2 separate regions of the Homo sapiens genome follow, and region 2 is linked to region 1. A link is a contact called in ENCODE Hi-C data. All regions are on one chromosome and are shown on one strand. The core of a region is the stretch at or near the end of the contact, and the rest is flanking DNA. Distances in the headings are between cores, read along the strand shown.

What was found. A loop is a pair of places that touch in the nucleus more often than their neighbours do. Pooled maps may share reads with other maps.
Region 2: a map of heart right ventricle shows a loop between it and region 1 (2.8-fold over the local background). The contact joins two enhancer-like sites. A Hi-C loop is called at or near these places in 3 of 168 maps with a recorded cell type or tissue (Right ventricle myocardium superior and heart right ventricle) and 5 of 50 pooled maps.

Annotation. Positions count from the first base shown.
Region 1 is chr4:101,646,957-101,653,780 of GRCh38, reverse strand. No RefSeq gene overlaps it. Among named protein-coding and RNA genes, the nearest start is that of BANK1, 140 kb to the left of the region's middle. Within about 2 kb of position 1,845, at least 5 of the 41 ENCODE cell types and tissues checked have a DNase peak (open chromatin) inside an H3K27ac peak, as active enhancers do.
Region 2 is chr4:101,166,542-101,173,318 of GRCh38, reverse strand. The region is part of intron 2 of PPP3CA (protein phosphatase 3 catalytic subunit alpha); the gene reads left to right. Among named protein-coding and RNA genes, the nearest start is that of MIR8066, 71 kb to the left of the region's middle. Within about 2 kb of position 3,923, at least 2 of the 41 ENCODE cell types and tissues checked have a DNase peak (open chromatin) inside an H3K27ac peak, as active enhancers do.

The sequences.
Region 1 (6,824 bases), core at 596-3,095:
CCCAGCCACCACTCAGTATTTTTGATGGTGTAGTCTTTTTTATAGATACACACACACAGAGGCATACACACTCACACATACACATATGTGTATACGTGTGTGTGTTATGTGTTAAATGGAATCAAACACTATATATTTATTATGTATATGCTTGCTTGTCTGACAATAAACAACAAAACATATTCACTGAATACCACATTTACAGACTTGGAGCCAAGCCTTGGGATACAATTTCTTGATGTAGCACTACATTAATACAAGGTGTTTTTTCTTTCTTCTGAAAGCAATATTTCACTTATTTCAGTCTTATAGGATATTTCTATCAAAAGCAACATTATAATTATGGGCAACGTTCTCAGTTGATATGGATTAATGTCATGTCATAAGCAATATCATCTACCACAAAAGAAATAAAACAACTATGGAACTATTTCAGTGGCATTTAAATAAAATGGATAAGGAAGTCAACTTGGTACTCAAAAGCCATGTAGAACTTACTTAGTTTTTCAATATTGACCATGAGATGGGCTATTGCTCCTTGAAAATCTATTGCCTTTCTTTTTCTCATGACTAGAAATGGCTCCGAAAGACAGAAAATGACAGTTTCTTCTCTCTTTCCCTTCTAATTTCTCTTGTTTTTCTCTCTCCTTTTCTGTAATTAAAAAAAAATACTCATAGGACTTAACTATTCACTTTGATAATCTATGAAATGGGAATAATAATAGTAGTTAGCTATGATGATAATCTAAGAATTTAATGAGAAAAGCCCTTAAAACAACGCCTTGCAAATGATAAGCACTTAAAATGTTACTACGTATTACATCTGTCTTGTTTTCTCATCCTAATGCCCACACTTTTGAGTATGTATGTGTGTGATCACATAGACCTGAATACATGCTGACTTTCTTTAAACTAAGGAACACAACTCTTACAGGATCCTTGATGCATGAGCTCTCCCCAGGTCTCACTCTTGATTACTTCAAACAAGGGCCAGTTATATCATTAATTAAGCAGGTAAGTATGAATTTCTTTTTCTTCTTCTTTTTTTTTTTTTCTGAGACGGAATCCTGCTCTGTTGCCAGGCTGGAGTGCAGTGGTGCAATCTTGGCTCACGGCAACCTCTGCCTCCCGGGTTCAAGCAATTCTCTTGCCTCAGCCTGTCCCGAGTAGCTGGGACTACAAGCGCGCCACCACATCCAGGTAATTTTTGTGTTTTTAGTAGAGACGGGGTTTCACCATGTTGGCCAGGATGGTCTCGATCTCTTGACTTCATGATCCGCCTGCCTTGGCCTCCCGAAGTGCTGGGATTACAGGTGTGAGCCACTGTGCCTGGCCCTAAGTACGAATTTCTTTCAAGTAAACCCAACAGATTGTTTCTGTTCAACAGAAAATGTTCATTTAATTTTTTAAAATAGTACAGCTGAACAATTACTAGAAGGAAACAATTTGGATTGCTTGGAGGCTGGTTAATAACGCAGGCAAAAACTTGTAATTGATATCAAAGATTTTTTTTCTGTTATCAAGAGTGAAAGGTTGGAATCTATATATTCACAATCTACAGCAAAAGCGAGCAAACAAACAAAAAAACCATATTAAAAGCCCTGACATTTGATCTTCATATTCTCCTAGTACTCTCTTAATACCTGTTAAATGTGCCATGATCCTGGCTGTGTATTATGACTACTAAATCTCGTATGAGAATGCAAGGTCCTAATCCCTAAATAGACTCACTATTGACTCAGGAATCTCACAGACCACATGGCAGCTTGGATATGATTGCCCTCACCCACTGTCACAGCTGCAGCCAAACCTGAATTCCCGGAGCATGCTTTCAATGACTGAATATAGTGGCAGCCACTTAAGCAGTCCCAGCTGCCCCTCAGTCATGACACTCACCCTTAGACAGAAGGATCAGCTCTGGGCAGGCAAATGGCACTTTGGTCATCTCTCCTTTCTTTGCCACTTTTTCCCTTGAACAAGCCATCTCCGAAACCCACCTCCCCCTTCAGAATTCTTATGTCATCTTTCATCTCCCTGACCAAAACTTAATGTCTAGAAAGTATCCAGTAATCTTTTTTGGCTGGGCGTGGTGGCTCACTCCTGTAATCCCAGCACTTTGGGAGACCAAGGGAGGCGGATCACAAGGTCAGGAGATCAAGACCATCCTGGCCAACATGGTGAAACCCTGTCTCTACTAAAAATGCAAAAATTAGCTAGGTGTGGTGGCACATGCCTGTAAGCAAGACTCCGTCTCACAAAAAAAAAAAAAAAAAAAAAAAAATCCAGTAATCTTTTTTAAGCTCAGATACAAATAACCAAGATTCTTTGAAGTATTATTTCTCCAGGTATTTGTATTTATTGGGGACCAAACCTTAAAAATGGAATGTATCTATAGAAGTCTAAATTGAAGCATCACTATTAAATTACTGGTAGGTAGCTGGGGGACCAACAGTCTTTGAAACCACATCACCTGAATTAGGCCATCCTATTGGCCAGTGTTGGATTTGAGAAGACAGTGATAATATCTGCTATATTCTGATATAATCTGATAATATTTTGCTTTGCATCAGCTGAACAACCCTGACATTTTTAGAATGCTCAGATCTGCTTTTCTAGTACCAGAGAATGACTATAAGATCAACAGGTAGGGAAAACTTCAGATAGAGAAAAATTGGAAGTTATAAAGAAGATAGAGTGTTTTAATAACAACTGCATCTAACCAGTTTTTAGGAACTTACTCATTTTATAAATGTAATATTCAAGAGAAAACTGAATAATTTTATCAAATCCAGTAATTGTTATTTATGTACATTGAGAATTCACTCATCAATATTTATTGGCAACCTTCAATGTCCCAGGTGACCTGTCATGCTTTCTTCTAATCCTTGTCCTTATCCATGCAGAATTTTAAATAGTTGTAATCATGGCATATAATTTTATTTTTCTTGCACTTACTATATCATAAGCATTTTTATGTGCTGTTATTTAGATATGTGACTTACATTCAATATATTTTCAGAAAAAAATATCTTTTTAAAATTAGTCAAATGAGAGGTGGCTATGAAATGAGAAGCTCCCAGAATTAATGGGAGGCATTATTAATGCCATGAGAGCCCTTTCCATAATTCCAAACTATTTTACCTGGAAAATTTCCAAGGAACATCATCATTTGTGCCCAGTGCAAGAATCAGGCAGCTTTGATTGGATTAGAGAGAAGCTAACAGCCCTCTGAGAATTTATTAGGTATAATTTATTTACATACTAGACATTATTAGTATGTACTCATAAGGCATTTTGCAGAATGCTCTTCATAAAACAGCAACAGCTCTAGTGAAAAACTGTTTTGTTTCCAGTATAGCTTCTAGAGGCTTTAAGTCTTCTCTGTCAAGGTTCCAGTGACTTTTGGAAACCAAATGAGAGTGATGGATTTGCCAGACCAAAGGCTTCCTCTGTATAGTCATGAGCTGCTAAAGGCTGAGCTTCAGTGTTTTTTTTGCCTTCAAATGAAAGCAAGCTGCATAGAGACTAGGACTTGGCAGGGCTGTGAAGTGAGCAGAGGAAGGGCGAGTATGAACAAGCAGGGAATGCTGGACTCCTACTAGGCTGTCTATCTAGCTAAGATGATTATGATTCAAGGAGGAAGTACAAAATGGTATTAAGGCTCTCTTCCTCCACCCTTAAAAATGTGGGTGAAGATAAGCTACATTTTCCCAGAATCTGCTCAAAACAAGACAAAAGCAATGTACTGAGCCAGGTGAGGAAGAAAGGCAGTGCACCCCACAGACAAGACTGCCCTGGTTGTACGGTGCTACAACATGATCTCAGTTGCTGTTAAATAAGTTTCGCAAGAAACTGAAGAATGGAAAGACAAGAGGTATGTGGATTCTGTGAATATGATATAAATAGAAGAAAAGAGTGTATTAATGTGAAAGGGTTTTTTCCTCTTTTTGCTCTTTTTTTAAAAAAAAATTTTTGACAGAGGGAAGTTGTTGCAATAAAAATCCATCAATGATCAATTCTACTCTCTTTGTCATTTTGCCTTGTGCTACATAGAACCCCAAATCAGTCACTACTAAAAACAGACAAACAACATCCACCCACCTTTCTCTTCCCACAGCTTTGACTAATGCCTCTGCCTCTGCCTCTTATAATAGGGGGGATCAGCCCCTGATATGTCATGAGTGGCACCCAGGATACTAACTATAGAACCCTCACTTCCTAGTCCTCTTCTTGGCCTCAACTCCTGCTATACAAGAGCTGGCCTTAGAAAAGCCAGCTTGACAAACTGTTATAAATTAGCAACAATAGTTGTTTATTGAAAGCCTATTATGTGCCTGCCTCAGGTCCACCCAATTCCAAAAGCTCTTCTCTTGCTTTGGAACCACATGTACTATTTTTGGTCAATATCTCTTTGTAGGCTATAGGTATTTTTTTAAGGCAGGGCAGCAGAAAATTGAAAAGGTTCCTTTACCCAAGGACTCCTCAGACATTTCAACTGTCTCATGCTTATGTGTATATACAAGAGGACAGTTGTGAGGAGGATGCCTCAAACTCCTGGGCCACGCTACTTCTCTTTTTCCTTTCCTTCCTTTTATTTCCTTCTCCTCCCTGCTCCTCTCCTCCTCTCCTTTTCCCTTCTCTTCCCTTCCATTTCTCCCCAGGTCCTCACAGTACTGCTCACAAAGATAACATGGCAAATATATTTAAAAGATAAATGTGGTCTATATAAATTTATTACATACCAAAGCTAATAACACTATATGAAATATTCCTAAGGCCTGTATCTTATGATTTTTCAATGAATTAAAACAGATAATTTGGTTGCAAAGTTCTTGTAGAACAAAAAAGTATATTTAAAAAGAAAAATTAAAGTGACCCAATAGTTTTCTTGTGTTACAAAAACAGGTCAAATTTCTGCTATTAGAATAAGACAAAAGTTGAATACAGAACTAAAGAGACGAATAGCTACCTTGGCATATTATAAATTCATGTTATCTTATTTCAAAGGTGCTTTCACTGGTGCTTGGCAAACTTTCCTTCCTTGTTCATTTCATAACCCATTTTGTAGAGCAGCTGTTCTGATCTTTCTGTTTTCCTTAGATCCCAATCCTGCTTGTGCCAGCCCCCTTCTTCCCACCTCACCCCAGTTTTCAGCAGATGACCTGACTCCTGCCCCACCAGAGAAGCAGGGCGCAAGCAGCACGGATTCCCTCATTGACCCCCACACTCCGTTCTCACACCCCTCTATTTCCTACTCCACCTGCTCCTCCCTCATTTGGGGCACTTTGTGCCCTCATTTTACCCTTCCCCACTAGCATCTCCAGTCTTCCCTTATACATGTGCTTTCTACCTTTAACAGAATCACACTTTCTTCCACAACCCCCACCCTCTTTTCTCACTTCTGGGAAAAAAATATCAAAGCCTAAATTATAATCTATGAAATCTCTGCCTGAAGCATCCACCCAGTTTTGTTTGTTTATTTTTAGTAGTGGCTGGTTTGGGGTTCTATGTAGTAAATGTGAATAGTTAGGAAAAAGATATTTTCTATTTCCGTATTTATTAGTCCTGAGGGTTAAAATGCAATTGAGTTCTACAAATGTATCACAAATTTAAGTCTGAATTCAAAAATTGAATTATATAAGAAATTCTGTGTCTAGGTGAAGTCCTTTTACCTGAGAATAGAGGGGGAAATCTGACACTCTTCCCAGCTCCATGGGATTCCTTTTTTCGGGGGAAAGTGGGGCAGGGCAGACAGGCCAGGGCAGAGGGAGGAGGAGGATCTATGTTCTGGGAGATGGGAGACATCAGACCCTTAATTACCACTTTCTGAGATGCCCACCATCCCTGACTTCAGTGATTGTCCCACAAAGTCACAGATGCATTCTTTCTTTTCTCTATCCAGGAGGCAGAGCAGGGCTCAGAGCTCAGCAGGCCTCTACTCACAATCTCTCCCTCTCCCTCTGAGTTCCTCTCTCACTACCCTCCTCACTCCCTCTCTGTCCCTCTCCCTTTCTCACTCTCCTTCCCTTCTCCTCTCTTCCTTCCTTCCTTCCTTCCTTCCTTCCTTCCTTCCTTCCTTCCTTCCTTCCTTCTTTCCTTCCTTCCTTTTGGTCTCTGTCTCTCCCTTTCTCTGGGTCTCTCCCTATTCCCACCCCCAGTCAGCCCAAACACACTGCTCAAGCCTTTCCTCTCAGGGGTCTTCTAATCTCCCTGGGCTCTATCTGGCAAAAGAGACACACCTTCTGCTATCACATTCCTCCCCAAATTTCTCTAGGGTTTGGTCATGCCTGTTAAATCTCAGCACACTCCTGTGGAGCAGGGAACAGGTCTCCCCTTTCTCAGATACCCACACTGTGGCCCCTCTTGCTTCACCTTTGCCTCTTCTCACTTCCGCGGCCACCACACACACCACACACACACACACACACACACACACACACACACAATCCTCAGGGAGTTGCAAGACTTGTTCTGACTTACCAAACACTGTCTCTGCCCTGAGGTCTCCTGGGGTACAGGGCTTTTGAAATTCCACTGAGCTTCTGCTATAACATTCCTTCCCTAAGGCAACTGATGCTGCACATTCTAGATACCCAAATTACTTGTTAAAACTACAAAATACCATCCTGCCACAATGTCTGTTTCCATTTACTCTAAAACTAACCACACTGATACATCCAAACAGGATGGTGATCCGAGCTTCACCCACAGCCTGGGCCAGACGGTGCACAGCCCATGGCTGCAGTCACACTGCAGGCTCTGCTTTCCCACAAAGTCACCACTACCCACCTGTTCCACTGCTTGCTCTCTAAGACTGCTTCAGT
Region 2 (6,777 bases), core at 2,674-5,173, 480 kb after region 1:
GCCTCTCTCTTACCACAGGCCAAATAAACACCCTGCCTACCACACATCCATCTATTCCTCATTGAAATGTACCTGAGCTTATAGGACATTTCACTTACACCCCTCACCCCCTCATCCCCCAATAAAGGCAAAAGCCCTGTTCCATTAATCCCTAAAAGCCACTGTCAGTGCCCAGAATCTGTCTTTAGAATCTGGGCTGTGTTATTATTACACTGGCCCAATGGCTCTACTTTTACACTAAGAGGAAGAAGTTGTAGAGAGGAGTCTGAGGAGGGAAGTTGGCTTGTGGAGCTCCGTGTACATGTGGGTTATCATAAATCTGGGAATGCTGGATTTAAATGTCCAGTTAATTGTTCTTCAGTGCAAACAAATCTAATGTGTGCCTTGTAGTTAATTGATTTTATTAGTCTGAATTGTGAAAATAAAGTAGCATTGCAAGTTTTGAAGCCTTTTTTTACAGGATCATTAAAAAATATATTTAAGTGAGGACGTGGGTTTTAGAAAGAATGAGAACTTAGAGAGTTATGTTTAATATGTCTTGTGGGAATAAGAAAGCAAATGAATTCCCATTGTAAGTTAGAATTTGTCCTGATTTAAAAACTAGATTCAGCTTCCCTCTGCATTAGAAAACTAGGTGATTTCATGGAAATAGGGCTAAACCTCCTAAGACTCATTAGAGAAGGGACCACATGTGCTTAGAAAGGAGTCTGAAATGAGGAAGGGGGACAAAGACTCGTTTTAAGATTTTAAAAGAAAGGAAAGTGAGGAAAACATTTTGGGGACATTTAGTCACAAGGGAACTGTGACTAACTCTGTTAGTCACAGTGCTGAATACTTTTTTACATGTTTTCATAATTAAGGTCCTAAATAACCTCACAATTTGGTAATTAATGTAGCACCAACTATATTCTAGGTATTCTTGTAAGTTTTTGGAATATATCAGTGAATTAGAAGCAAGATGGGTACATAATTCTCTCTGTAGATGAAATAGCTGAAGCCAGTAATGTTAAGAGCTTGTCTAAGGCCGCAGATAGAAGTGTCAGAAATGGGATTTGGACCAATCTCTCTGGTTCTATGCTCAGGTTGTGGGAATATAGCATGAATTTCTAGACATACTCATGTTGAGGATTTTTTCCCTTACAATAGGATAATAATACCTCCACTGCCTGTCATGGGCTTATTGAGAGAGTCAAGCGGTACTCTGGATATGATGGCATTTTGTTTCTTCCTTTCTCCCACTGCTCTCCATCAGTACTTTGATAGAGCACTAATGCTCTGGATTAAGTCATTTACAAGTATGACTCGTTTAATAAGAAATACACAGCTGTAGTCTACAGACTATCATTCATTCATTGAATCAGTCAGTCTACAAATATTTATTGAATGCTGTCATGCATTAGGCATTGTGCTATATATGGCAGTGACATAGTAAATGAGAGACATGCTCATTTTCTCATAATCCTTATATCCTAGCAGAAATCGGTATTAAACAGATTACACAATTGCATATATTTGTGGTAAGTATTACAGAGGAAAACTAGAGACATATTTATGTCTCTTATACCTATGCCTGTTTTTTACCAAGTAAATTAATTAGTAAATTAATGAATGGTGAGAATAAATTCTTCTACAAAGTCATGACTGAGCATGGGCACTCTAGAGTTATGCCAGGGTTCATAATCCAGCCTTATGCCTACTGGGCTTTGGGACTTTACATGAGTTACTTAACCTTTCCATGTTCCAGTTTCCTGCAGAATGGGGATAATAATAGTTTTAGAAGGGCTGAAAGAAGGAACATTGGGAAACAGTTTAGAACAGTGCAAGATATACAGTGAGTGCACAATAAGATTTAGCTATTATTATTTTTATTACTATTGTCATGTAGCGGAACTTCACAGGCAAGTTCTCTTTTAACCATAGTATTTACCTAAGCTGTCAACCTTCTTTGAAGGGTTTTTTTTTTTTTTTGAAAGAATTGTTCATAAACGAGTATGCATCAGAACCAACTATGGAGCTTTAAAGAATATACATGTTTAGCTCCTATTGTGGGAGATTGTTATTCAGTAAGTCTGAATTGAGCTCTGCTTTTCAGAAGCTCCACAGATGACCCCGATTCACACACCAAGGTAAAAACGGATGGCTTTCAAATGACACAGAAAGGAGATTTCACACATGGCAGGGAAGGAATGTAAACTACTGACAACCACCCAAAGGACTTTTCTCTGTGTACCTTGGGTGAGTATTGATAGCTACTTGGAAAAATGTGATAGTAAGTAAAACAGTAAATATTTAAGTATTCCTGTAGATGCTAGTTAATTCCTTTTTAAATGGGATTGAATTTTAGTACTTTAAAAAATACCAAAATGATTATTTGCCCAAATAAGTTTGACTAGACTAGAATGCGAGCTCCTTGAAGGCAGGGATTTGTGTCAGTTTCACAGATATATTGGTAAATGTATCAGTAAATAAGAGTGCTCAATAAATAAGAGTTTAAATAAATTGAATGAATTTTGAAAGCTTAAGATATTTGGGGAACAGATAAGAATGATTAATTATAGGCTGGGCAAGAATTTTTGAGTGAAGGTAGATGAAACGTGATTATTCTGTTACTTTTCTTAGTAAAATCCAAGTATAGGTATATCTAAGAAAAGTGCAGACATGTAGAGAAGAGATGCTAGGTGTGAGGTTGACCCAAGCATGGTGAACATTTTTTGGCAAATATGAAGGCAGTCTCCTGTTGTTATTTTTTTTTTTCACCTCTCACCCTACTTCCATGATATTCTTTCCCAGCCCTTAACTCCTTTCCAGTTAGTTAAATTCCATTTATTTATTTGTAGTAACATGCAAAATGTTTATTGCTTTTGCTTTTTAAATTCTGACTGATGCTCTCTGTTATGTAGTTAACTGTGGCTTTAGAATTACCAGGAAAAATTATAGCCTTGAGGGTCCAGGAGATTAAAGCCTAACATCTCAGGTACTTTGCAGTATATTCTGCCATTGGATCTCTATGGGAGATTTTCAACAAGAGTCAGGAGGAGTTTTTTTTTTCTTTTCTATGTAGTTTTATATAATTGTGGGAAAAAATGTCTTGATGCTCTAAATTACAGACTTTTGTGTTACTTGTTCTAAGGCCACTTTTCTTTTGTTATTTCAATTGGTAAGCCAAGAATCTTAAATTATTATCTGGGAGTAATTTAAGTCACTTTTGTATCTTGTGTTACAGCTGTTAATTGGACCACGTTTAAGATCAGCAAATGCTAGCAAATAAATACTGTATTTTATATGGAAAACTATAGAAATAGGGGAAATTTCCATAATTGTTAGCAGAGCCAAAAAACTTGGGCCTTGCCTGATAATTAGCTGCCTAAATTCAAAATATACTGCATGACACTTACTGTAAAATGAACAGTCTTTTCAGAATCAAAACTGACTCCCCAAATTTAAGAGGATAAAAATCACCAACATGTCTTAAAAGCATGGTTTGTAAATTATTTCTGAGTCAGCATTTTTTGAAGCCTCTTCTTACAGATTTCTCTAAGGTTGCAAAGTCATCACATAAGAGTCAGCAGTAAAAAAAAAAAGGCATTTACTTCTTCTGGTATATAACATTTGCATGCTCTACTTGCCTTTTAGCAGCTTATAATCAGATGCTGAAAACATATTCACCTATAGAACTGGGTAAAAATCAAACCCATAGGTAGGCATTTAATAACTGTCTCTTTCTTTAGGCCTGTTTCAGTTTATGTTGATCTCAAAGGATATTTAGCATATATGTGCCATTACCGTGATTGCTTTTCAGCTTTAGGATAAAAGTCAGAGTCTGACTGATGCTCCCCAGGGTTGCCACAGGTGGTTGGGCATGTCTGCACTACACGTCTCATGACATGGTAGCCTGGTAAATAGCGCCCTCTGGAGTACTGTAGGACATAGCCAGAGTGGTCATTTGTAGTAGCCTTGGGCATGCACACCATTCATTCTTGTCTTTGCTGCTGACTGAGCATCTTCTCTACGCACTGTGCTAAATCCATGTAGAAGGTAAAAGTGATGAATTTCACTTACGAGCTTTATTAGAATTTAGGTAATATATTCACTTTCCTAAATTGCCTATACATGATTACCATACTAGGCACTCAGTTTGATCTTCAGTGAACAGGCAAGGCTGGTTGTTGACCTTTGTATGTAGGTATAATTGCTTAACTGCTTATCTGTAGTTCCTGTTTGCAATTAATTGCCCTTGTGCAAAAGTGAGCGTCTCAATTTCCTGTTTGCATTTGTGACTGAAGTCTATGAAGTAGCTTTATTATTGTTTCATTCAGTACATATTATTGATCATCCAGCAAATAGGTATAAAGGGGAAGATAGAATTATAAAGAATTATAATTCTTATATCATTGCTTTAGAAGGCTAAGATGGTGGATTTAGCACATGTATCATCATATGTGTAAGCAGATACAAAAGACTGGTGTAAATTTCTGATATAATAAGAGGTCTTACTTGCTAGACATGTGGATAGTATGGCATAGCTCCTAAAAACTAATTTTTAAGGAGACGTATATATGGTCTTAATAGATATTATTCAGTTCAGTACCTGAACCTTTTTGCCATCAGCCAATTTTTAGTCTTTCTTTCATTGGACCTCCTGAGAAGTTGACACTCCCTCTTTCTTTCAATACTTTCTTCCCTTGGTTATCAGGATACCATGCTCACCTGCTTTTTCCTTAGTTTGTGGTCCTTTTTACTTAGTCTCCTTGGAGGTTCTTCTCCCTCTTAGAGTGTCCCACAATTTAGTCCTTAGACTTCCCTCCTCTATCTACATTCACTGCCTTTGGATATTTTCCCTATTGTCTTGTTCTAAAAATTGTCTTTTGTGAGATGATTCCTAAATATTCTCATCTTTAGCCCGGTCCTTTCCTCTGTCCAGTCTCATATTTCTAGTTATCTACTTTTCTCCATTTGCCTGTGTGAGACACACCTCAAATTTAAACATTTCCAAAGCCACACTTCTGACCTTCCTTCATAAATCTGTTCTTCCTACTTTGCCTTCCATCTTATTACACACAACTATATTCTTGACATCTCCTTTCTATTTTTTCTCCATCCTGTACACAGTCTGTCTGAAAGTTCTTTTAGCTCTGTCTTTAAACTATGCCTGGAATTTGATCACTTCTCCATTCCCTGTCTGCACTAGCCCTTCCACTACCTTGGCTGGATTATTGCAGTGGCCTCTATCTAAAGTGTTCTCTGGCTTCCCTCTGCCCCCATTCTCAACCCAGTGGTCAGTGTGATGCTGGTAAAACAGAAGTACCACCATACAGCCCTTCTGCTCACATCCCTCTAGGAGCTTCCTTTCCCACTAGAGAGGTCAAGAGGATAAGTGCTTTACCTCAACTCCAAGGCCTTTCTGATCCTTTGCCTGTTCTGCCTTTATGTCTTTCTGATTTCAACTCCTACTCCTGCTACCCTTGTTCATTCACCTCAGCCCCTCTGGCTTCCCTTCTCTTTCTCACACATGTTCTGTAGTTTGTGTCCTTTCCAGCCAGCCAGCCTGTCACCCACATAATTATACCAGCCCTGACCTTCTGTGTCTGTGTTTAGAAGTCACCTCCTAAGGGAGACCGTCTCTGACCACCCTGTGTGATAGCTGTGTCCCCCAACCCTCACCACTTCCCAGGTGCTTGTTATCACCCCTAGATTATAATCTCCATTGCACTTATCATTCATTGATACACTTTGTAGCTCAGTTTTTTTTATTTATTAGTTATCTTTCTGCCTCTTTAGAGTGTACACTGAAGGAGGGGAGAGATGTTTAACTCTTTTTTTCATTGCCCTATTCCCAGTGTCTAAAACAATACATCACATATATTAAGCTCTTGGTAAATACTTGTACACATATTCGGTAACGATTTAAATGTTGACTAAGCTCCTCTTTGATGCTTTTTTACTAAAGCTGTCTAGGTGAAGAAAACTGTCTGGTAACCATGTGGCTGGGATTTACTCAAAAAACAAACACAAAAGTCACCATGCATCTCAGTATGCATCCAGAAGCAATTTGTTCTTAAGGTGCCTTAACCAAGAGCCTCTATAGTGATGTCAGGAATCATCATCCCTATTGCTGTCTAAAGATTATCTCCCCTAATAATGGGCATTTACAGAGCCTAGAGAGTTATTTCTCTTACAGAAATGTAATTTTGTATTTGTCTCACCACTTCCTTCTATTAATGATGCCAACATGTTTAGTTAAGAGAATGGAATTTGGAGTTTAACTTGAGGCAAATCATTTCTCACCTGTCTTTCTTCTGAATTCAGATCAAAATGCTAAATTGCACGTATAATTAAAGGAGGGACAAGAAAGACTAAGAAAATGGCTGTGTGCTGTTGTTTCAGTTTTGAATATTGTCTCATTGCTTTCTAATAATTTAGCTCTTGTTAATATCAACAAAGTAAATAAATCATAATGTTTTGGCTTGAACCCAAAGTAGCTTTCAAATGTATTAATATACCCTAAGGAAATATACAATGTAAGTGGTAACCAACAAATGGGTCTTCATATTGTTGTTGCTTTGGAATCCTTAGAGGTAAAAAGTATTTTATCCGTCTTTTAAATGATGAACTAAATACTTTTCAAATATTGGCTTCATAGAGTGTAATAACCATATGAAAATCCAAATTAACATAATATGTTCTCTCCAGAAATAAACTGTACAATGTGGACTTAACGTGGCAGGGTGGGCCACTTGCAAACATGACCTAAGCAATGAGAAATTGAATTCAGGAAAT